Regions from separate parts of the Mus musculus genome. Here regions 1 and 3 are each linked to region 2. A link is a loop called in an ENCODE intact Hi-C map of the cell type or tissue named here. Cell type or tissue: left cerebral cortex. All regions are shown on one strand.

The links. Peaks named below come from ENCODE experiments on the same cell type or tissue, not always from the same donor. Only the 100,000 strongest peaks of a DNase experiment are listed, where the experiment ranks them.
Region 1: it touches region 2 in a loop (9-fold over the local background); 3 of 42 quality-filtered maps call a loop at or near these places.
Region 3: it touches region 2 in a loop (12-fold over the local background); 3 of 42 quality-filtered maps call a loop at or near these places.

What each region holds. Positions count from the first base shown.
Region 1 is chr8:128,160,811-128,168,810 of GRCm38, reverse strand. No RefSeq gene overlaps it. Among named protein-coding and RNA genes, the nearest start is that of Mir21c, 110 kb to the left of the region's middle. In left cerebral cortex, no CTCF peak of the experiment used is centred here; DNase peaks (open chromatin) are centred at 2,116, 2,540 and 3,669; H3K27ac peaks cover 829 bases.
Region 2 is chr8:128,026,833-128,034,832 of GRCm38, reverse strand. No RefSeq gene overlaps it. Among named protein-coding and RNA genes, the nearest start is that of Gm32590, 230 kb to the right of the region's middle. In left cerebral cortex, no CTCF peak of the experiment used is centred here; DNase peaks (open chromatin) are centred at 512, 3,743 and 4,262; H3K4me3 peaks cover 492 bases; H3K27ac peaks cover 876 bases.
Region 3 is chr8:127,911,237-127,919,236 of GRCm38, reverse strand. No RefSeq gene overlaps it. Among named protein-coding and RNA genes, the nearest start is that of Gm32590, 110 kb to the right of the region's middle. In left cerebral cortex, a CTCF peak has its summit at 1,146 (motif pointing right); DNase peaks (open chromatin) are centred at 3,441, 4,046 and 4,945; H3K27ac peaks cover 2,031 bases.

The sequences.
Region 1 (8,000 bases), 130 kb before region 2:
TCTAGAGTCACCTAGGAGACGGAAAATACTTTAAAGTGGCATTTATGTCTCTCAATCTGACTATCAGGCTATTGATCCCAAAGTAATGGAAATTTCCCCAGGAATCTTAAGCTGGGAGAAGGAAAACACTGCTACCATGCTCCCCAAATGCCCAAGAAAAAGAGGTGTGTCCTGAAACCAGATTTCACACAGTTCTAATAACTTGTCTGATCATTTTACAGGATGATACTGAAGCCCAGACAATGATAGGTCATTGGTGGGCAGCATCTTGAATGGAACTGATTAATTAACTCATCCTTGGTACTCTATTTAAACTTTAGTCTCATTTCAGGATCCTGAAGATAAATTTGGGCAAGTTGGTTCACAGGAGCTCTTTGTCTCTCTTTGGAAAAAAAAAAATCTCCTTTTTCTGTTTTCCACAAATGATTGGCATATTGAGGATGGTGGCTGGACTTGGCTTGGGACCCTGGTTGTGTGACCCCAGGTTTGATAATGAAAGTAAGATGAGCGCTCTTGACTGCTGATGCAGCACAATTCTGCTTCTTGCTCCTGCAACTATGAATTCCCTGCCACATCCAACTGTACTTTTCAACTGTGGACCAGAATAAACCCTACCTTCTTCCTTCTTTGAGTTGTTTCAGTCAGATGCTTCATCAGTGCACCCATCAAGGAAAGTGACTAATGCTCACACTGACTTCCTCAGGATGGGTAGGGAGTGACTGGCATGCAAATTAAAGTTCAAATGCTATTATCTTAACGCTGGATTCTCCTAAACAGACAAAACTCAGGTACAATTTTCATCTTCCTCATCTCTTTCTTTGGTTTTTTGGTTTTTGGTTTTTTTTTTTTCCTTCTTGGAGATAGGGTCTTACTATCTAGCTCTGTTTGGCCTGGAACCTGTGCCTCCTACCTCAGCCTCCCAGTGTTGGGATTAGATGTGCACCACCATGCCCAGCTTCTCTTTTCTTCAAAGGTACTCCCTGCACCCTCCAAGTCACCCTAGTATGCTGGTAGAGATTCCTTCCCAAAGCAAGCCATTGTTTATTGATGTTAGTTGTACAAGCTCTCAAAAAGGTCCCATGAAGGCACTATGCTCCAGTATAGGGGAAAGCCAGGGCCTGGAAGAGGGAGTGGGCGGGTTGGTGAGCAGGGGAGGGGAAGGGGGGGGGAAGGTTTTCGGGAGGGGAGACCAGGAAAGGGGATAACATTTGAAATGTAAATAAAGAAAATATCTAATAAAAAAGAGAAAAGAAAAAAGAATTTGCAATTTTGAGATGATTAATGAATTGATGGTAGGGATAGCTGAGCCAGATTTAGATTGTTCTACTCAAGTCATAGCAATAATGGTAGCTCACTGATCTGTGCAATATATGCAATGATGGAGACTTGAGTCTCTGTATGATAGTAATTCAAGGGTTGGGAAAATGGCTCAGTAGATAAGGTGCTGACTGTGTAAGCATGGGGATCTGAATTTGATCTTCATGTGCAAAAGCTAGGCATGGGGGTACACACTTAAAATCCCAGGGCTGGGTAAACAGAGCAGAAGAGGCTCTAAGTTCAGCAAAAGACCCTCTCTCAATAAAGAAAGACAGTGCCTGAGGGATAACATCTGAGGTGGCCTTTGGTCCATGCATGTATGCACACATACATCTACAAACACATCCCAACATATGCATATGTTGAATCAGTTTTAAGCGTCTTTATAGATATATTTGTTAGTGAGGATATAAAGCAAAGAAGTGGTGGTAATAAATGAAAAGCATTTTCTAAATGTTGCGAAAAGTATTACAATTGGGCCTCGGCTCTTCAGTTGATGAAGTTGCTAGATCTGCAATCTAAACTAGCAGCAGAATGCCATTAAACCCTAGGCATGGAGTGCACTGGAGTTTACCTCTCTGAAGTGAATGCAGATTACCATTTTAATAATGTGCAGTTTTGTTAAATGTTAATAGTGGCCCTGAGTTCATCCTGGCTCACAATTTCTGAAAGGCAGAAGATTCACCTTGGAATTGAGCATCCATGAGAAAGAATCCATCAAACAAATGCATCCCTCTTCATCTTGGGCTAATTTTATCCCACAGTCCCTGGCTATCTGCAAGCTGCCTAAGTGATTCACGGTGCATTTTCACATTGCTTTTTATTCAAAGAATAAACGTGAATTATCTTGTTTACTGTCACCACAGCTTGGCAATTATTATTAGCTCCATCTTATATTTGGAAAAATAGAAGTTCGAGATCCTTCAAGAGTCACAGTTGAGGAGAGACAAAGAGCAAATCTCATGGGGAATACTCACAGGACTTAGACTTCATAGGTGTTTCAGATAGAGATGCTCCCATCAATGATCATCCAGCTAACCTCATCATTTTGAGGGTGAGGATGGGGATGTCAGGACTGTTCCAGTGTTCTATTTAGCAAACTTAAATACTCTCGGTTTCATTTCCACTTCCTGAGTTTGAGATGAGAATACTTTCAGTAGCTGTTTTCTAATAATAGGACTCTCATAACCGCTAATGGGATTGTGCCAGAGTGGGTGGAAGCCTCAGTGTAATGTCTAGCTAACGTATATGCCAGTCATGCTGAAGAGGGCACTGGGTGGGGGCTGAGCCAGACTACCATCTCTTGTAGGACATTTGTTTGCTTCCTGTAAACGGGCCTCAGGCCTGCTTTTGGATCAGTATCTCTACCTCTAAAATTAGGTGTTGCACTAAATCTTTAACGTTCTTAGAGTCTTACGTGCCACCGTTCTCACTTTCTTTATATAAAATTTTCAAGTGCATAATATACACATATGTCATAGGAATGCAAATTTGCAGACACTATAGAGAGAGGGGGGAAAAAGCAGAAAGTAGAAATGGAAGATTCCAGGGCAGTTGACTATATTTCAAGGTAAGTGTTCTCTAAGGAGAAAAATGATTCCATTCTTCTTAATGTGCTTTTTAGAAGGCGATAGATTCTGGGCACCTGGTATCTTGTCTATTTCCTTTCCGGAGTTTTGAAGTTTGTTCTTTGAAAGTGGTATCAAAGTCTGTCACCTGATGTGGTTGTTAGGTTCATTGTCAACTTGACACAGACTAGAGTCATCTGGGAAGATAGAACTTCAGTTGAGAAAATGGCTCCATAAGATTGGCCTGTAGGCAAGTCTGTGGAACATTTTCTTGATTAATGATTGATATGCAAGGACCCAGCTCATGGTGGGCCATGCCATCCCTAGGAAGTTAGTCTTTAGTTGTATAAAAAAATCAACTTGAGCAAGCCTTAGGAAACAAGTCAGTAAGTGTTTCTCCATGTTCTCTGCTGCAGTTCTTGCTAGAGTGCCTGTCCTAGCTTCTCTTTATAATGGACTGTGATTGAGATGAGTAAGCCAAAAAAAACTCTTCCCTCCCCATGTTTGTTGACCATGGTATCTGTATTGTGGCAGTGAGAAGCAAACTAGAACACCTGGTTATTGTGGTTGCTTTGCTCATGGGAGGACTTAGGATATGTAACTCCATCACACTGAAGAAGGAAAGGGCAGACTTGTTTCTGAATGAAGTTCCCTGAGTTCATCTGCACCGTGGAATGATGACTTGGTTCCACAACACTCATCAGCTATGCTCCTGCCGTCACACATGGAGGAGTATGAGGTTGTGACTCAGTCCTACCACATTCCTCTAGCAAGGGTCCCACGCCATCACAGATGGGGGAGTATGACTCAGTCCTACCACGTTCTTCTGGCAATGATCACAGCATTGCAGATGGAGCTCTGTAAGCCTGACTCTAGAAAAGTGTGAGTCAGGATGAATTATGAGAGTCGGCAGGCCTACAAACACTTTCTTTAATAATTAGCCTAAGGTGAAGGGGGGACTAAACTCACTAAACTCCCATTTCATACCACCCAAACCATGTACTGCTAATATCTGACTGAGCACAGAAATCCATCTTCAGGTGATGCGGCTTAAAACCTCATTTGTAAAGCACAGCCTGAAGGGCTTCCAGCAAAGAGTGAAGGGCTGTAAACACTGCTTTTGGGCTCCATCATCTCTTTGGGGGACACCATAGGTCACTGATCAGAGCCTTACAGCTGTGGTTGAATGCACCTTGGAGAGAGCCCATAGGCAAACACAACATGGGTATATGTTCCCAGAGGGAAAGGAGAGTCCCTCATCATACACACAAACTCTGTGCTTTCCTTATACAGGCTCACAAAAGCCAAAGTGCAGAAAGCATAATGTCTCCATAACCCTTCAATGAGACAAAGTGAGGTCTGTGTCACTGCCTTGGCAGGTTGGTACTCAGATGTAGTAATTGAACTGTGCAGACAAATCCTTATCCATGCCAGTTTAGAAACCTGCTTTATGAAGCTATTGGGAAAAACTCTCAGGAAAAACAGAAACAAGAATCTCCTAGTCTACCTGTCAATGTTTGTTGTGTATCTACAGTCTGGAGGGAGTTACTGTGAGGCACACTGGGAAGAGCTAAGTATGTGGGGTAGTTCCAGCTCTTAGAATCTTCCAGTCTAGCTCAAAAGGCAACATAGCTGAACAGATGATCCTGGGAAGGGCATTGCAAGTAAACAAAAATGATGAGTTGATGGAGCTCAAAGCAGGAACTGTGAAGGGGGTTGTAGAAGTCAAGAGATATTTCTCAGAATTGGGCTGGAGATAATGATCATTTGGCACAGTGCTTGTCTAATGAAGGTGTTCACCCCTAATCCCTGCACTAGGGAGTCAGAAGCAGGAGGAGCACAAGTTCAAAGTCATCCTTCCAACATAGTGAGTTCAAGGATGCTTGAGATCCTGTGTCAAAGACTCAAAGAAGGCAGAGGAAGGGCAGTGGGAAGGTGAAAGGTAGAGAAGGAGAGAGAATGTGGGGGTAAAGGAGGAGTGATGGAGAGTGAGAAGAGGAGGAGAGGGAGAGATGAAGAGCTTTACAGAAAGAGGGAAGAGAAGGAGAAAGAAAGAGAAGGAGAAAGGGAAGGGAAGAAGAGGGGTCAGCCATGGAGCATGTCTTAGGAGGAGCTGAGAGTGTGGCTGTATAGTAGACACTTTGTGTGTGACCTGGAGACTTCTCTACACTCCTGGGCAATGACTCTGTCAACTTATGTCATTTCCCCTGGACTTGTCATGGTTCATTTATTTTTCTTTTTGAAATCCCTGGATTCTACAGAAAAGGTCATCCAGCAAAATCTAAGACTTCATCTACCTAGTGCTTTGTGCCACAGAGCTGAGGTGGAGCCTTCAGAAAAAGTCACTGAAACCATGTACCAGTCAATCAGTGCAAGGATTTGGTCTATCAGGTAGCCTCTAAACTCCAGGGTCAAATGAAAAGAAGCCAGCTCTCAGATGGGCATGGCCTAGCTCTCCATCATACATGCCATCAGACATGGGCTAGTTCAGTGGAGTCAAGCATTGACTCCAGTCTGCATCTGCCTTTCCCCTTTCCTTGAGGAATGTTGAGAACTGGGCACTAAGAACTGAAGTAAACATCAAGATAAACCAATGTTCAACCCACTTGCCTCAGTATAATGTAGAATTCTGGGCTGCAGCTTTGGCTTGTTAATAGGACTGGGCTTAGAAAATCATGGTAAGCATTCTCCCTTCCCTCATTCTCTCTGCTCTTCACCTTCTTATCCCTATTTCCTTCCCTTCTACCCTCTCTTTTCTCAGTTTTCAATATAGCACACAAGGTCAAGGGTTTCATGATGAAAATTTCACACACATATGTCACACACTTTGCCAACCTATTTCCTGTCTGCCTTTATATCAGGTTGATGATCTGTGTGCATAACTATGCACACACACACACACACACACACACACACACAGAGCAAGACAGTCAGAGAGAGACAAAGAGTATATGTGTGAGGAAGAAGATATGAGATTTATCTTTCTGAGTCTGGCTTATTTTTCATCACATATTCTTTCTCCTGTTTTCATTCTTTTGTTCTTTCATTTATTCTTTTCTCTTAGTAGACACTGGTGTTTGTCAGGCCTGCATTACAGTGGGGCTCTCTATATAGAAATGAAATATTGATCCCTTGTCTCTGAGACTCTGCATGCTCTGCTCCCTTCACACCACAGCCATGACCCAGGTCCAGCTCAGGAAAATGCCCAGGGGATTGAAATCCCCTGAATGGCTCTTCAGCTGAAATTTTTCCTACAAAAGCATCTGACGGTTTCAAGAATGAGAAGGGATGGACTTTTCCCAGCAAAGATGAGTACAACCCATAGTGCCAATTTCTCTCTTCCCACCCACAAAGTTGGTCAGCACTGGATCATTTGGGTACCACAGGTATGCAGAAGAGCCTGGGTGGCCAGCAGGCAGTGGCTGGGAGATTCTCATTGCTACCTAGCATGTGTTAGGCTCTCAGACCAAAATAGCAAGAACAGCAGCATGAGAGCCAGGGCTGTGTGGGTCCCAGGCAGAAAATGAGCAATACATCCTGGGTGACAGGGCCAAAAATCATTAGCCTAAACTGAGCAGGAGGTCTGGGGTTCCTGGAAGCTTGTCCTTCATAAAGAGACTATGCATTTTGGTCGCTAAGTCTGGCAGATGTCCTTTAACCAATTTTTAAAAAGCTAACATCACTGATATTTGGACAAGGTGACATCTAAAGACTCCTGATAGGGTTCCTTGGGAAAACCTAAAGTCACTTTTGTGAGATCCTGCCAAAGTCCGTGACCACCTAAGCAGGAAGAAATATCAGAGAAACTGAACAGAAAAACAAACTAGAACACTCCAAAAGGTCAAAGTCAGGAGAGACAGAGTAGAGCAAAAAGATAGTTTCAGACTCAGAGGACTAAAGAGGTATGATGGAAATGAGGTGGATCAGGTCGCTACAAAAGGCATAAAGCCAAGGAAACCCAAGCATGTGCTGTGGAGGAGGAAATGGGATGACATGAAGACTTTGTCCCTTTGACCACTGTCCTAAGGCTAAGAATAAGAATGTACTCTGCTCTCGGGAAACAATGTAGCATGACTGGCAAAGATACCTCTCGCTCAGTCTTGAATGACAGAGGGCGGAAAAATCCATCTGCTAATCATCTATCTACATGTGAATCATCTCTATCTATCTATCTATCTATCTATCTATCTATCTATCTATCTATCTATCTATCTATCTGTCTATCTGTCTATCTGTCTATCTGTCTATCTGTCTATCTGTCTATCCGTCTATCCGTCTATCTATCTATCTATCTATCTATCTATCTATCTATCTATCTATCTATCTATCTATCATCAATCTATCATCTATCTATCTATCTATCTATCTATCTATCTATCATCTATCTATCTATCTATCATCTATCTATCTATCTATCTATCTATCTATCTATCTATCTATCTATCTCTATCATCTATCTAGTTATCTATCATCTATCATCATCTATCATCTCTATCTTTCTTTCTTTCTTTCTTTCTTTCTTTCTTTCTTTCTTTCTTTCTTTCTTTCTTTCTTTCTATCATCTCTCTTTCTCTGCGTACCTAACATCTACCATTCTATCTTCTGTTTACCTACCAACTATCACCTATCTGTATCTACTAAGAAAAAGAATGAAACAACAAATGAGGCAAATTCTAAATAATTGATGTACGAGGTAAACTATACAAAGTGTCTTAGTTCTATTAAAAAAAATTTTTTTTGCCACTACTAGGAATTGAACCTACAGCCTCATGCATTCCAACTAAACACTTCAGATTGTTCCAAGTAAATACTGAGATATATCCCCAGCCAAGTTTGATAGATAGACAGACAGATAGACAGTCTTGCAACCATTCTGGCATTTGAAAAATATTTAAATCTAAAATTAACATTGTTTCTCTAATATTAAAATGCTATTAGTGTTTCTATTAGTGTTAAAATGTTTCTATTAGTGTTTCTATTAGTGTTAAAATGTTAATAGTGTTTCTCTAATATTAAAATATAGAACAAGGGCTGTAGTTACACCAACTTTGTTGGAAATCTAACCTTGTCACAGTACTCAGGAAGTTGAGGCGGGAATATTGTGAGTTCACATCC
Region 2 (8,000 bases):
AGGTGATTTCAAATCCAGTCAAGTTGGCAATAGAGAGCCACTATAACAGTACCTCTGCCTATATTCACATAGCCAGATGTGGCTTGGCTTTTCTCAAAGGGACAGGCTGTATCTTGGCCTGCTTTCTTGACCTTGTCTAAGGCATATTCAAATTTATCCCTCTTTTGCCAAGGTTTCTGGATGCTCTAGCATGTCTGACCTCTTGAACTTCTCTGATTCCTATATCAAACTATTTCTCAAAATCATTTCTCAAATCAAATGGTTGGTCCCATTGTAAACACTAGAGTAGTCCCACTCACTGCATTGAGGCAATCCTATTTTCATTCCATTCATGCTCTTCTCGGCGACTTGTTTGAGATAGATAGGATGGGTTTGGCCATCCCAGATGAGAAACAGTAGAAGATAAGCAGAGTTTCAGAAGGCTTCCCAGAACCATGCAGCTCACCAGGGATAGGGTGGGATGAGGCTCTGTTCTCCTGGCTTCTGTCCCAGAGCTCTTATCTCTAGTACTTGTCAGGCTGCCAGGCTTCTCTCGTTGCCCATCAAATCCATTTTAATCTCAAGAGATCGTCCCCATAGGATGACAGAGTATGGCCCATGGAACGCCTGGCTCCATTCTAATTTTGCAGAACGGAACAAGTTCCTTAGGGTATGGAGGAGGCACTCTGTGAAAAGGCAATTTAGACTTTGGACTCAGTGAGCAATGCCTCCGAGTCCCATGTCAGATGCTCAGAGTTTCTAATGAAATGTTCTTGGTCCTGGGGTGCAGGGGTTGGGGCAAGGATGCCTGAATGTACAGTATTTTTCCACGGTATCTAAAAGGAAATAAGACTTAAAAATAAGATCTTTAAAATGATATGTAGGGAAACAGCTCTCTCTATCTCTCTGTCTCTGTCTCTGTCTCTGTCTCTCTGTCTCTCTCTCTCTCTCTCTCTCTCTCTCTCTCTCTCTCTCTCTGTGTGTGTGTGTATGGTGCATATGCGTGACCCACAGGGTATTCCTCTGCTGCTATTATTTATTTATTCACTTTCTCTTTCTTTGTTTTGAAAAGATAAACAAAGACTCTCAGTAGTGTCCCAAGCTCCTCAAGCAAGGTAGGTGGCTGGCCAGGAAGTCCCAAGGACCTTCTTCTCTCTACCTCCCTAGAGCTGGCTTAACAGGCTCTCATCATTCACACCTCACTAGGAAGCACAACCTTAAATCCACAAAGCCTGACATCCCAACAGGGGAGCACTGCTCTGGCAACTGAAGGGTGAAGATTCAAATGCTGTAGAGACAAACGTTTTCTTTTGAACTCTCTTCCCATTCTAAGTCTCAAATTGAATGTAATTTATGTAGTTTTGGATAACTTTAATTTTACTTAACACAGTTTAGGTCAGTTGCTAGAAAATCTTTCTTAGAGCACTAGCTGATACATACCATTTGGAAGCATTGTGACTATTATGTAAAGGGAAGAGTGTGACTAAGTTGAAATGAATTTTTACTTTCAAAAGTAGGGGGCAAACTAGAGTTGACAGAAAGATAGTTTCTAGACTCTGGTTTATATTATTTTGTTTGTGAGCATTCCCCAAGGCTTCCATCCCTATCCCACCACACTGTTACTCCATATGAAGGTCTCTATAGAAGGTCCAACATGCAACAAGAAAAAATCACGCAGAATTCAGAAAGAGATGGCATTTCTTAGTCCACTTCCAAAGCCAATCGATTATGTGAAGAAGAGAGCACATGATTAAGAAGTTAGTGTGAATAATTTCTGCCCAATGGAGATTTCAGAGCCTCTTACACTCCATCTTTTGTAGGAGCAGATACATCAGATGTGCTACATCTCCAGGTTAAAGTAGCTGTTGAGGTCAGGAGGGTACTCAAGGTTCAAGGCATGTGTGCAGTAAGATGTCACACAGAGTCTCACTAGTGTGTACAATATGTGTTAGTAAAAATACAGTCATTAATTCAAGAAAGCAGATGATTTCTCTAAACAGCTCAAGAAAAACAAAGATTTTTTTTTAAATTCACACAACTATCCTTTTCTTGATTTTATTTCTTCATTTTTGAGACAGTCTTGCTATGTAACTCCAACTGGCCTATAATGTGCAATTTTTCTATCTCCACCTTGAAAATGCCAGACTGATATCCTGTCACCATGCTACAATTAATATATTCTATTATATTCTAACATTTCCACAAAGCAATGGAAATTTCATGGTGCTCTCTCTATATTATTTTACAGACAAACACTAAAGCTCTACCTATGTTACATACATGATGTAAATGATAAGAGTATAAATGATATGTGGGGATAATGCTCTCTGTCCTAGAATTACACATATATTACAGCATATGTCTTATACTGTCAGAAGGAGATCAGCTCCTGAGCAGATATGAGGCTCTGGCCAGTACTCCTTACTTAGCAAGGCATGGCTATCTGGAGCTGATGCTGTGCTGTCTTCCGGAAGTGAAAAGTCATTGATGTTCTGTGTTAAGAACAAAAATGGTTTCAAACTTGGGTCCTCACACAGTGGCCACTGTAAGTCTGTGGTCATGGCAGCAGCCTCAGGGATGGAAAGATACTGTCACCACAGCAGTCAGGGACATTCTCATTATCTACTAGGGACTTTGACTCAGATAAAATGGGATCCACAGCATCAGAAAAGAATTTCAGTATGAGCTAGTGAGGAGCAGAGTCAGAGTTTAATAATGATATTTTAATGTAGACCTTAAGCATGATGGCTCAAGACAAAAGCCAGGGTCAACTTAAGAACACGGGTGTAGACCTCCCTGAGAGAGATCTTCGTTATCTTGCAATAGTAAATTATTTTACAATCACAGGTGACTTTGTTATTTCACAATAGTCATGTATACCATTTTAGAGGGTCCTGAAGCTGTTATCATAAGGTTGCTATGCAACCTAAATGAGATGACAGGGGGGTGTCTGAGAAGCACCTGACAAGTGACAGGGACAATTAGACCACAGAGGTACAGGAAGGTAGGGCACCTTTACTGCATACAAAGTTAAGCTGAGCTTCCTAGAGAAATAGTACCCTACTCAAGATCATATACATTAGGCCTTAGCTCTGGGTCAATATTATTTTAGCATGAAATATCTTTCTACAAAAGGCATATTAACCTGAGGTCAGAAACCTTTTCAGCAAATGTTAATTGTGCTGGAATTCTTGTTTTAGACTGATGAAAGGGGTCAATTAGACTCCTTTCCTTCCATATGTCCCCACAATTGCCTTGCCTTTCAGTACCACCTCAATTATGGGTTGACTTCTTTCATGACTGAAAGTTTGGGAAAGGCCTGGACCTGAAGAGCACATTCAGGAACCAGAGTAAGCGGCAGTCCTTCTTTCTGGCCCTTGTGACCTCATCTCCAGACAGACTGTGGGAAAGGAACATCTAAGACGTGCAAAGCACTACATTCAACTTCAGAACCGCTGTCCTTGCTGGAGGGAGACACCAGTGTGCGTGGGTACAGAATAAAACCTCACGGAGCAGTTTTATTAGACATCCTCTACTGAGCTAATAGACGGAAATACGGAGAAAGAAGGGCATTCTGAAAAGACAGCTTTCATCACATCACGGAGATTCCTTTAGCGGTACTTCAAAGGGAAGAAGTTTGCAGTCCAGATTGCGGTAACAGCGCTTCGCCCCCAGGATGGTTAGCTGGAAACACGTTCCTACCCGCCACAACGTGACTAAATCTAAAAACAGGTTCTCCAGTGACGCTCCTCCCCTGAACAGATTCAACTGAAACCCTGGTTCTGTGCATTACATTCACTATAAGAATTTGGAATAGGAGAGTGGATTGCGTAAGCATGGCAGCTTTGGAGGCGTGGACACTGCTTACTTCAAGTCCTTCTTTGTGATTTCACCGTGTAGTAGTTCAGCTTCTTCGCAAAAAATGCTCGCCCAGCAGCAGGAGGGGAAGGACCAGTCTCCTCAAACCGGTTAAAGGTTTTCAGCAATCTTCATTGAAATAAATGTACTGGAAACCACAGAAGTAGGAACCGGCACAAAGGCGATAATGTTTGCATAAAGAAGCCATTAGGAGAGAACGCCTTGAAACAGTGTGCGATGTAGCATAACAAATGCACCCTTTCCTTTAGTTATTTCTAACATTCCGTTTATCTAGTATTTTTTTCCTTTTTGCATTTAAAGAGCACGAGGCTGAATGATTCCCCGTTTCTGAGATGCATGCAGTTCTCAAAAAAATCGTTCCTGAGGTGATTAAATGCAGAATAAAGAGCAAATCCCAGTGTAATATTTATACAGCCAGAATTTCAAGCACGACTCATCCAGATTCAGCCCACCTCCCAATCTGTGCAATCAGGGCTTAAGAAGGGACATATTTTAGACTTAGGCAGTTGCAAAAACAGTGAGAAAAACCAGAAACAGAACCACATAACTTTCTCAAATGCCTTTGCTGATTACAGAGACTAGAAACTGTGGGACTCAGAGTAGGGGTTGCCTGAATCCAGTCCTTCTCAAGGGCAGGGCCTAAAATGGTCATTAGTAAGTGCAGTCCTCAGAAAGGCCCAGTTCAGGCCACTGTAGTAGAAATACCCAACAAACATATGAAGACACCCATGAATGAAAATGCCCACCAAGAAGGTTAGTGAAGACTGGCTTCTGCTCCGAGTTCATTTGCCTACCCCTTCACTTACTCAAATCACATTACTTTCCAAGAAGGCCTTGATGTTACAGAGAGTCCCCTATATGTGCTTTTTCTATGTTTAGATATATCCTTGCCTTAGATTTGAAGGGTTTTATTTCATTCTATTTCCCTCCCTTCCTCCCCCCCCCCCTGTCCCCTTCTCTTTCCTTTCTTCCTCTCCCATACCTTTGTGTCAGGTCTCATGTAGCCCAGGTTAGCCTTACACACGTTGTGTACCAAAGATGGTCTTAAACTTCTGCATCTTCCTGCATCTACTTCCTGAGTGCTGAGATGAAAAACACACACCACTGTATCTGGTTTATAGGGTGCTGAGGACCAGATGTATGGTTTCGTGCATGCTAGGTAAATATTTTATCAACTGAACCATATACCTAGCCCTCAGAATTCATTTTTCTAGCCAGATTAGATAGATTACATTCTCATCAAAACAGCATCTTTAGCCTACTTTATTCTAATGTTATTCCCTGAATGTCATGATGTGTATCTGTGTGTCTGTCTTCCCTTAGGCTTTATGTACCTTGAGAACAGCCAGTCCTCTTGCTGTTGTTTGAGAGCTGATCTCCAGTGCTTAGATGCAGAACAGGTGGCAGGACAGATAAAGAAATGCAGATAGTATGACCTAAGGTCAACAGGTTGCTCCAGGAATGTTCCAATGAGGATAGCTGGGAAAGGTATTGATATCATCCTAGAGTTAAGCTGGCAATACTGTCAAACATCTTTAAGGGGGTTAGACTTCAACTTATTGTGGTTAGGAATAGAAATAGATGGAAATGTACCTTGGGGGCTTATTGGAGATTGGGGAGAGATTTACATATGAAGATGTTTATTGGAGCATTATTTTCACCTGTGAGATTGAAGAGTGTTCAGAAGAAATAGTGATTTACTTGCTTCTTGGGTTTGAGGAAGGGGATCTAAGATGCCTTTAGATATCAAAACGTTTATGGTCCCTTCCAAAAACAAGAAAGAAAGAAAAAGAAAAAAAAAAAAAAGAAAAACGAAAGCACTGTATGAGCTAATTTTCTTCTTGATTTGACATGATAACTGACAAAGTCAACTTAAGAAATGTTCTATTTTGTGTTAAGTCTTAAGATACATAGTGGGCAGACCATAGCAGCAGGAGTCTCGGGCAGCTGGTCACATCTACCACAGATGGGAAGCAGCAAAGAAAGCTGACCCTCAGGATGCTTTCTTATTCAGTCCAACACCCCAGCCTATGCAATGCTGCTTCTCACATTCAGGTTTTTGTCTCTCCTCCTCAGTTAAGCATCCGTGGAAGCACCCTTGCTGACAAACCCAGAGATGTGTTTCCATGGAGATTTTAAAATCTCTACATGTTGACAATAAAAATTAATCATCACAGACATAGCACAATAAACATGAAAAGACGTTCAACTTTAACCAGCCAGTGGGAAAATGCAAATTAAGTCTACATTGAGATTACCTTTCACCACAGTTAAAATGGCAACCATTAAGAAAACTGATAATAACAAAGGTTGGTGAGGATGCAGAGAAAAGAGAACCCATATACACTGCTGGTAGAAGGGTAAATCAGTCTAGACATTATGGAGGTCAGTATGGGAGATCCTCAAAAAAATTAAACTAGGTCTACCCTGTGACCCAGTGGTCCTACTATGTATCTATCAAAGGACTCAAAGTCAGCATGTCACAGAGGTACTGGCATATCCATGCTATTGCCTGCTATTCAGAACAGGTAGCTTGTGGACTCAACCCAGCCACTGATAGAGGGTTGGATAATGAAAACAAGGCATATCGATATAATGGAATTTTATTCAGCCACAAAGAAGAATGAAATCATCTTATTTTTGCAAGAAGTTGAATGGAATTGGAGATTATCATGTCAAATGAATTAAATTAGATGCTTAAAGATACAACTACATGTTTTGTCTCAGTGGATCCTAGCTATTATGAACACTCACAAAATCATAGATACGTGTATGACAGGAAAGTAGAAGTGAAGTGGTCTGAGAGAAGGAGACTCAACAGGAAGAGAAAAATAAAGGTCATGCACATGTGGGTAACGTGGTCCTAGGACACTAAATTTGTATGAAAACACGTGGGTAACGTGGTCAAAGGACACTATCAATGTGTGTGAAAGTATCTATGAAATTCAGTACTGTCCACCAATGAATATACACACATACATATATGTGAAATTCAGTACTGTCCACCAATGAATATACACACATACATATATGCACACACACACACCAGTGATTAAAAAGAGAAATAGGGGCCAGTGAGATGGTTCAACTGGTAAAAGACACTTGCTGCCAAGCCTAGTGACCTGAGTTTGATTCCTAGAATCCATACAGTGAAAGGAGAGAACCTTAAGCAGTCTTGTGACTGTCACACATGTGCATACACATGCACTCGCACACACACTGATTTATTGTAATAAAATTTTCTTTTACAGGGACATGGTATTAACATCTATCCTACTTAGGTTTTATTGTTAACTTATACAATCAAGAGTCACCTGGGAAAAGGGAGTCTCAATTAAGGAGTTGTCTAGATCACATTGGCCTGTGGCCATGTCTGTGGGAGATTGTCTTGACTATTGATTGATGTGGGAGGGCCCAGTCTACTGTGAGAGGTGCCACCCCTGAGAAAGTGGTCCTGGTTGTATGAGAAAGTAGGCTGGGCATGAGCTAGAGGGAGCAAGGCATTAAACAGTGTTTCTCCATGAACTCTTCCAATTCCTGCTGGATTTCCTGCCCTGACTTCCCCAGTGATAGATAGTGACCTGGAAGTGTAAAATTAAAACAAAACAAAACAACAACAACAAAAAAAACAGAACAAAATAACAAAAAACAACTTTTTTCCTGTCCAAATCCTTTTGCTCAGAGTGATTTATCCCAGCAGCAGAGAAACTCACTAAAGCAGCATGTAACCTCTGCACATCTTCTGTGTATTTAAATCTCAAAGTGACTGAGAGCAGCCAATTTAGCATGCATGCCTTGTTTCCATACTGCTGTATTGCTTATGCAATCAGCAAAGGAATATAATTCAGGACAGACACGATTGTTTCTTCAAATATTCTTAGCCTAGCTTGATTGGTTCCACAGAAGGGAACACAAGTCTATGAAGGGCAGGCTGGACTCACAGTGATATGGAATAGCGGCCATTTACTGAGAAATTATCAGATCAGGATTATGTGAGTAAGATGCCAGGTACTGTGAATATATTTTGAAGTAGATTTTTTTAAAATTCAAAATAAGATAAGGTAACCTTGACCAAATAAAATTAATATCCTATACCATTCATTCATTCATTTATTTAATTCAGTTTTTGAGATAGGCTGTCA
Region 3 (8,000 bases), 120 kb after region 2:
ACGCTCGGATTTCCCAACTGAAAGCTTCTTAGACCGGGAGAAGCAGCTCTGGGAGATGACGCTCCCAGTGCTTGTCTTTCTCGTACATACCGACTTTCCTCACTTGTATCTCCCGGTTGTGCTTGGTGACACTGCATTATGGGACTGTGACACTAGGTTACTGTGTTGTATTTGGTTTTGATTCATAGCCAAGGTTCCTGCATCTTGCTGCTTCTGGCCCCTAATCTTTACCATCATTCTGTGAATGGTACTTTCCCCCTCATTATCCACATTCAGTGAACTGAACCAGGTTTCAGTCATCTGAGAGTCCTCGACAGAAACAAGTAAGAAGGAAGAGGAGAAGAGATGGAGGAAAAAACTAACAAGCAAAACAGAAAATGAGGGGTGGCTGTCTGAGACCTAGTACTACTTGGCCAGTGACAAACTGCCAGACAAAATCGATTTCAGTGTTCTGATTGTTAGGGTCCTGATATGAAGTGAGGCGTAATGGTTTCAGCCCATCTACTGCTTCAGCCAGAGTGCTGTGTAGGGAAAAATGGTCTCTTCCCCCAATTTTCCTACTCAGTGTGGAACAGCTGTGATCAGACCTGAGGTTTTGTTTCATTGTGGAGTCTCACAGTTCCATCAGTTACAATACCCTCTACCTTAAAATTGTTAGGCTCGTTGGTTAAGTCCTAACAACACAATATAAAACACACACCTGCTGCCAAACATGGTGGCACACACCTTCCATCCCAGTTCGAGGGAGGCAGAGACAAGTGATCTCTGAGATCTCAAGACTCATCTGACCTACATAGTGAGTCAGGTCAGCTAAGACTATGTGGTGAAACTCCACTTCTGAATCAATGACAGACAGACAGCTCTCACTTCCAAGTGACCAGGAAATAGTATATTCTGGATCCAAATCAACTGCCCACAATACCAGATCATAGGCAGGTTGCTGCAAATTCCATGTTCTAATGTGGTAACAATTGCATGAAATTTTCACAGTAGTAGAACAAAGAATTTCCAGCCCTATCAAAATATAGTGGTGGAAATATCAGGTGTGTGGGGGTTAAAGCAGGAAATTTCTGCTATGGTGCTCAGATGCTGTCTGATGACATTCTTCGTTGGTAGAAGCTAGGACTCTGTTCATATAGTCCTAGAGGGTTTGCATAATAGTCCTACCAGTAGGTGGCTAAAGGGCCAAAGATAGGCAAAGATGGTTTTGGCTTCCAACTTGTTTCATTCAGTTTTCCACAGTCAATTGGGTTTGCAGAATGTTTCCCTTTGGGAACTTCAGTTCATGATCCTCAGTCCCACAAGGCCATTTCTACTTCAGACAACCCTGGGGCTTTCACAGCCTCAGGGAATTGGCTCAGTACTTTGCTGGGCCAGCTTGTTCACAAAACTCAGGGAAATGTTACCTACATCATCTGTGAGTCTGTTAGAGTTGGCCATAAAAAACACAGCTAAAACACTGGATGAAAAGGAAGGTAATATATGTCATAGGGATGGGGACTCTGTGCCTTCTCTGGCCAGTCAGTCCCCAGCTCTTCCAGGCATTCAGCACTTCAAAAACTCAAGTGTTCACATGCAACTCCATTTCCAGCACTACCTGGACTCTTCCCAGAGGGGGCTGAAAATTCCAACTAATGATATGACCTTTCTGGTGACCTGACCCACCTACCCACCTGGAACTGCTGAAGACATTCATTAGCATAAGCTGAGGTGCTGTGCAAAGGGCTCATTATCTTTGACAAAAGGTATGTGTACCACTGCCAAGCCTGAAGGGATCTAAGAATTCTAACAGGAACCAGGGACAAAGACCAGATATGTTTCATACTATTCCACAATCAGAAAGCAAAAGAGTGCTCGTACTGAGAGGCTACATCTTGCTCTTACCTTTTTTATTTTTAAGTTTGTTGTTGTTGTTGTCAATGACAGTGCTTTTTGTAGTCTCCAGCTGCCATACAATTTACTGTGTAGGTACTAATGAAAGAGAACTCTCACGGAAAAGAAACACAAGACATGGTTTGTTCTAGAGCCAAATATGAGTGACCATGGCCTGGGAGCAAAGACTTAGTTTATCTCAACTATGATGTTCTAATGAGGCAGCAATTTCATGAGCTTTTATATTTGCAGAAAAAAAAGAAAGTCATAAGGCAAACTTTTCAAATCGATCAATGAGTATGTCACTTAGGAGAGTTATAGCAATGCAAGGGACACTCTACTCTAAGATGCTAACTAGCAGCACTCTTAGCCCTTTGGTGGGTAGAAACTAAAGGTCTGTTCATTTACCTAATAGTCACCATAGAAAGGTTTGTGTGTACAAAGGAGCAATAAACGTCTATCAAGGGGTTAAAAATGCTTCAAGGTCATTTGAATCTAGACTAGCAAAATTCCAACTTCTCCACATTACTGAAGTTTGAGTCAGTCAATCAACCTTTACAGACACAGCCTCTTTGCAAGAGCTCTTGTGTCCATAAACAAGAGGGGACTTGAACTCCTGGTCCTCTTATATATCTACCTCTTGAATGCTGAGGGCACAAATGCCACACCCAGTTCATGCCCTACTGGGGTTGAACTCCAAGCTTCATGCATGCTAGACAAACATTCAACCAAGTTACGCCCCCAGCCCAGCTTTAGTTTTTTTTTTATTAACATATATCAGCTGAATTTACTGTAGTTGTTTCATACAATTACAAGACTCTGATCAAATCTAATCACACTGTCTATACTTCTCTCAAAACACAATCATTTCTAGTCAATCACTATTTTACCTGTCATTCATCTATGTTTCTTCCTTCCTTCCTTCCGTCCTTCCTTCCTTCCTTCCTTCCTTCCTTCCTTCCTTCCTTCCTTCCTTCCCTCTCTCCTTTCCCCTTCCACATAGGGAGAGAATACATAATACTTGTTCTGTGTGTCCTGCTGGAATAGCTGCAGAATCTAAGGTGTCCCTAGTGAAATGCCCTGGTTGCAGTATTTTCCTAATAATAAAATGTACCTGGAACACATGGCTAGCAATAGAAATGAAGAAAATTTGTTTATAATTTTTTTAAAAAGCACCCCCCTAGGTAGAGGGAGACTAGTGAGCTGACAAGACAGCCATTCCAAAGCTCAGTGCTACTGATCTTTAAAGGTTTTACACAGCAACCATATCTCCTGCATTCTTTGTCCCAGGTTCTGTTTATTACATTGTAGCCCAGGTCATATGGGGTTTCCAGTTTCCCTCTGCCAGCTAGCTTCTCTCATACATTAATCCTGCTGTGCCTCCCCCACGTCTCTCCCTCCCTCTCCCTCTCCCACTCTGTCTCTCTCCTGCCACAGTGTTTATTCTGATCCTAGACCAGTTCCATGTATTTCATTGCAGATGACAGGGTCTCTGTATTCTTTACATGCCACATTCTCTTTTGTTGTCTGTTGATGGATATCTACTCTGGTTTCACATCTTGGCTCTTCTGAGTAGTGCCAGCAATAAACAGGAATGTGCAGCGTGACTTAGATTCTTTTCTGGAGTGCTATAGCTAGATCATATGGGAGTTTTATTTTTAGTCTTAGAGGAATCTCCATAATGATTTCACAGTGACTGTACCAATTTACATTCCTACCAGCAGTATAAGCCCATCAGCATTTGCTAGTTGACATTGTGTGTGTGTGTGTGTGTGTGTGTGTGTGTGTGTGTGTGTGTGTGTGTTAGTGCACATTCATATGCACTAAAGTATGCACAGGTGCTGTGGGACAACCCAGAGGCTGACAACGGGTGTCATTCCTCAGTTCTTTATCTTGTTTATTGAGACAGGGTCTCTCACTGTCCTAGTGCACAGTCAGTAGGCTAAGCTGGCTAAATGACGAGCCTAGGGACCCATTACCTCCCCATCCCTTAAGCTCTGGGGTTACTCGCATGCAACCATGTTTAAATTTTTTCCTTTTTAAAAAATATAAATTCTGGGTGTGGAATTCAGGTCTGCACATTGACAAGGCAAGTGCTTTCCTGCCTGTGCTATCTCCCCACCATAGTCTTTGATTTTTTTTATAACAGAGACTCTTACTGGGATCAGATGGTACCAGCACACACCGGCTGGGAATGCCTCTCAGATACTGCTTCTCAGCTCATGTAACTCTTGAGCCAGTGCTTACCATCAGCTTTCTCTGGTGCTGTGAGCACCGTGTTCACAGCCACTCAGCACAGTCCACTGTGGTGGGAGCTTTGGTAAAAAGCATGTGATCATTCTTGTTATCTTGCTTATGAAAATATTTGCACACCAGGTTTTACTTTATTAATATGTAGGTTTTGTTGTATCAGGAGAGAATTACTTGTGGGAACTAAAGTATGTCTTTTCATAACCTTAAAAAACACTGGGTTTAGGATTCACTTTCTCTATCAGGAAGCAGGACAGATAAAATTCCTCCAGTGTGAGAAGTGATGATGACCAGGCCCTCGGGATCTCACTGCTGGCATGGTCAGTTATGTTGATATCCTTGTCTGGCCAGGGCAAAGAAGGGCACTTTGGACATCTTGCTGTTCCTACTCGCCCATCACCACCATCTCCTTCTTAGAGAAGAAAGTAGCTAAAAGTTCTCTTAAGGTGATGTGGAAAGACAAAATCAAAAGGAACACAAAGCTACTCATATCACCCTAAATTAGACTTTTAAATATGCTATTGATATCAGAGAAATCTTATCTCAGTTTTCTCCTGGAATATGGCAAGGAAGTCATTAATCATTTGATGTTAAATTTATACAGATTGCTGAATAAATGACAAGGGCTAAGACCACAGGCAGTGAAGCAAAGGCAAAAGGAGAAGAGCAGGAAGAAAAGGGGTCATTTCCTCAGCAGGCTACTGGAAGCACGAAGCCAGTAGTCATGTTTATTTCAAGCCTCGCTCCCTGGATTCCTGCCTACCTAAATGGCAAGTAATTTTAAGAGCTTAGAAAATCTTGCCAGACACAAAGATAGAAACATACTGTAGTATCCAGCAGCTTCAAACAGTTGCAAGCTTGTGAGCTTGGGGCAGAAATGAACGTTGCATAACTTCAGGAGTATACCACCAGCTCAGCTGTTATTGTACAGGCAGCCAGGTCAGCTGTCATCAGAACACCATAGAGTATAGACCCAATGGAGAAACAACACCAATTGAAAGGATTGGTCTTCATTAGTGGGACCCAGGGGTGTGACTTTACATGTGTCAGCTCCTGTGGTTGTGTGGTGTCATGGTTTTCCTCCTTTAACACATTGGTACTTACCCTGGTTTAAAAGAGCCAGGGCTCCCACTTTAGAGACCTGGGCCTGCACTTCCACTTATAGTTAGCATAGGAGAGGGAACCAGGACACAGCTGCATCCCAGATAGAATAAAACGTATCAAGCAGAAAAGAAAAGGAGAAACCTATCAGAGGAAAAAAATTCCTTTAAACATGTTATTTTTTAGTCTTTGGATGTGTCTTAGCAGAGTGCTTGCCCAACCTGTGTGAAGTTCCAGGTTGTACGGCCAACACTGCCATTACAGAATGTAGTGGCACATGCCTGTCATCTCAGCATTCTACAGACCAGAAGCTCAAGACCATCTTTAGCAACATGAGGAGTTTGAGGCTAGCCTCGGCTAAAGAGAAAGACCTTGTTTCAAGTGGAGGAAGAGAACCATATTATTTTAAAACATCATTTAATTTTATTAGCCATTTTTATTTGTTGACTTTTGGAGAAAGTGTCTTGCTATATAGTCCAGGCTGGCCTCAAACTCTCAACTCTCCTGCCTCTGTCTTCCAAGTGCAGAGGTAACAGATATTTCCCACTGTACCAGCTTTGGACTTGTTTTTTAATCCTATGCCACCTCATTTAGCCATGATTGTTCAACATTAAAATCCCTGAGCAGCAATCTTGGGGCTGCTTGCCCCTATGATTCTGTTGAGTCCTAGGGTGTTAGTCAGTTCTCCAGCAAATGTTCTATTGAGTGTCTATGTTCTATGGTGAGAACTCTCTAACAGTACATTGAGAATACTGAAGTGGGTGAGATATGGTCCCTTTCCAAAGGCCACATTCTTACCAAGCTCCACATCTCTTTCCAGGTAAGAATTCTTAAATCACCTTCTTGCATCACTCAGGAGCCACTAGGATTGGTTTTTTTGGACAACATGAGACTCTTACAGTCATTTTAGAATGAACATTGAACTTGCTCAGAATCCATCTCTGCATTTATGAACCCTCCCCATGAAACGCCTTCCCTTTTCAGACACAAAGGTATGTTTATTGCTTTGACGGCAAAGCCTCCTTGACTGTCATCTGACCCAGGGATCCACCAACCAATCATTTCATACAACATCTACCATTATATTACCTTTGTGAAGAATTCACAGAAGTCGCCCACAACCTGGCAATTTCAAGCCTAGATTCCCCATTGGCACTCAGTTAGGATGCCCCCATGGAGGCACTATGCCAAATGTAATAAGTGAACTAGCTAAAGTAATTCAGTGTGTGGAGTTCCCACACAGGTCTGATATGTTAAGGAGAGTCACATCTGAGCTGGTCTTACTTGCTATTTAGGGCAGCATTAATTTTTGTGAGTGGCAGCCCACCTTTGTGCATATAAATTGGGTAATTACACTAGTAAATTGGAATTTCTGCATTCAGAAACAGCACCTGTAAATAACAGGAGGACGGGGAAAGAGGCCAATTGAAACGTTGGCCCTTAGTATCTGAAAGCAGCACATTCCAGAGAGCTGAAGACAGAGTTCTGAAGAGAGCATCAGCAATGGCATGGGAGAAGAGACCCAGCCATTGTGCTCAAGCATCGCCTTCTATTTAAAGATAATGATGTGGTCCATGAAAGTCAACACGTGAAAAGTGCAGTTTTTTCTCATCTCATCACAATCCCCAGCCCAGTAACAGTTGTCAGGTGTACTTGGGCTAGTCATAATGTGTTAGACGTTGCCAAACTATTACCTCTGTATCCATGGGGAAGACATTGACAATCGATTGTTTCTGTATCCCTGGAGTCAAAGGAGAAGTGCTGTGCAACAGCATCATCCCCGTCTGTTTTTCTGGGAAGTAAAGGATGGCTACTGGACTTGGCTAGACATTAACTTTTCCCTGTCATCTGAAACTTGGAAAATGCAGCTACTACAATGTATCAGGAGTTAACCACCCTCCCTCCCAAGGCCTCAACTGTACACAAGGGAACTAAAATGATCATGTAAGAATGATCACATGATCCAGGCCACTTGCCCACATATCCCATCTCATCTTAGCAGCTCTGTGAGGTAGGTGCTTCCTATACAGTGGGTCTCTAATATCCCACAGAGGCCAATGTGTGCAGCACTGGGCCCCCAGAGAGGTGCTATTGGGAAGTGATGAAACCTTTGGAGGTCAGGCTTAATGGGAAAAAGTTAGCAGGTTGGAAAAATGTCCTTGAGGTGGACTGTGGGACCCAAGTTCCTCCTCTCCTTTGTGTTGTGGCCACAATATGATGTTATCATCACCACAGGCCTAAGGTCATTAGGACCAAAATGATCACACATGGACTGAAACTGTTCCACTCTGAGTTAAAATCAACCTTTCTGTTTCATGTGGACATGGGGAGAATGTGTTCATGTGGGTGTTTAAACGTGAATGTTTGTGTATGTTCATATGAAAGCCACATACTGACTTTGTTATCTTCCTGGATCACTCTCCACTTCTTTTTTGAAAATAGGCTCTCTCGTTGAATCATCTAGAGCTGACAGATTCAGACAGGCTGGCTGGCCAGCAAGCCATAGAGATCCTTCTGCCTCTGTCTCCTCAGTGCTAGGGTTACTGATACATGCCATATTGCCTGGCTTTGTCTGTGGATGCTGAGCCTCTAATCTCCTCATGCTTGAGTTGTAGGCTCCTTACTGCCTGAACCATCTCTCTAGTCCCCAACCTTTTCTCTTGATAGAGTTACTGTCTCAGGTATTCCTTAGAGTGATAGAAAGCTGACTGATGCAAATTGTTATCATTGCCACTGTATAGAGTAGAAAACTAAGAGTGGCTAAGGAACTTTTCATA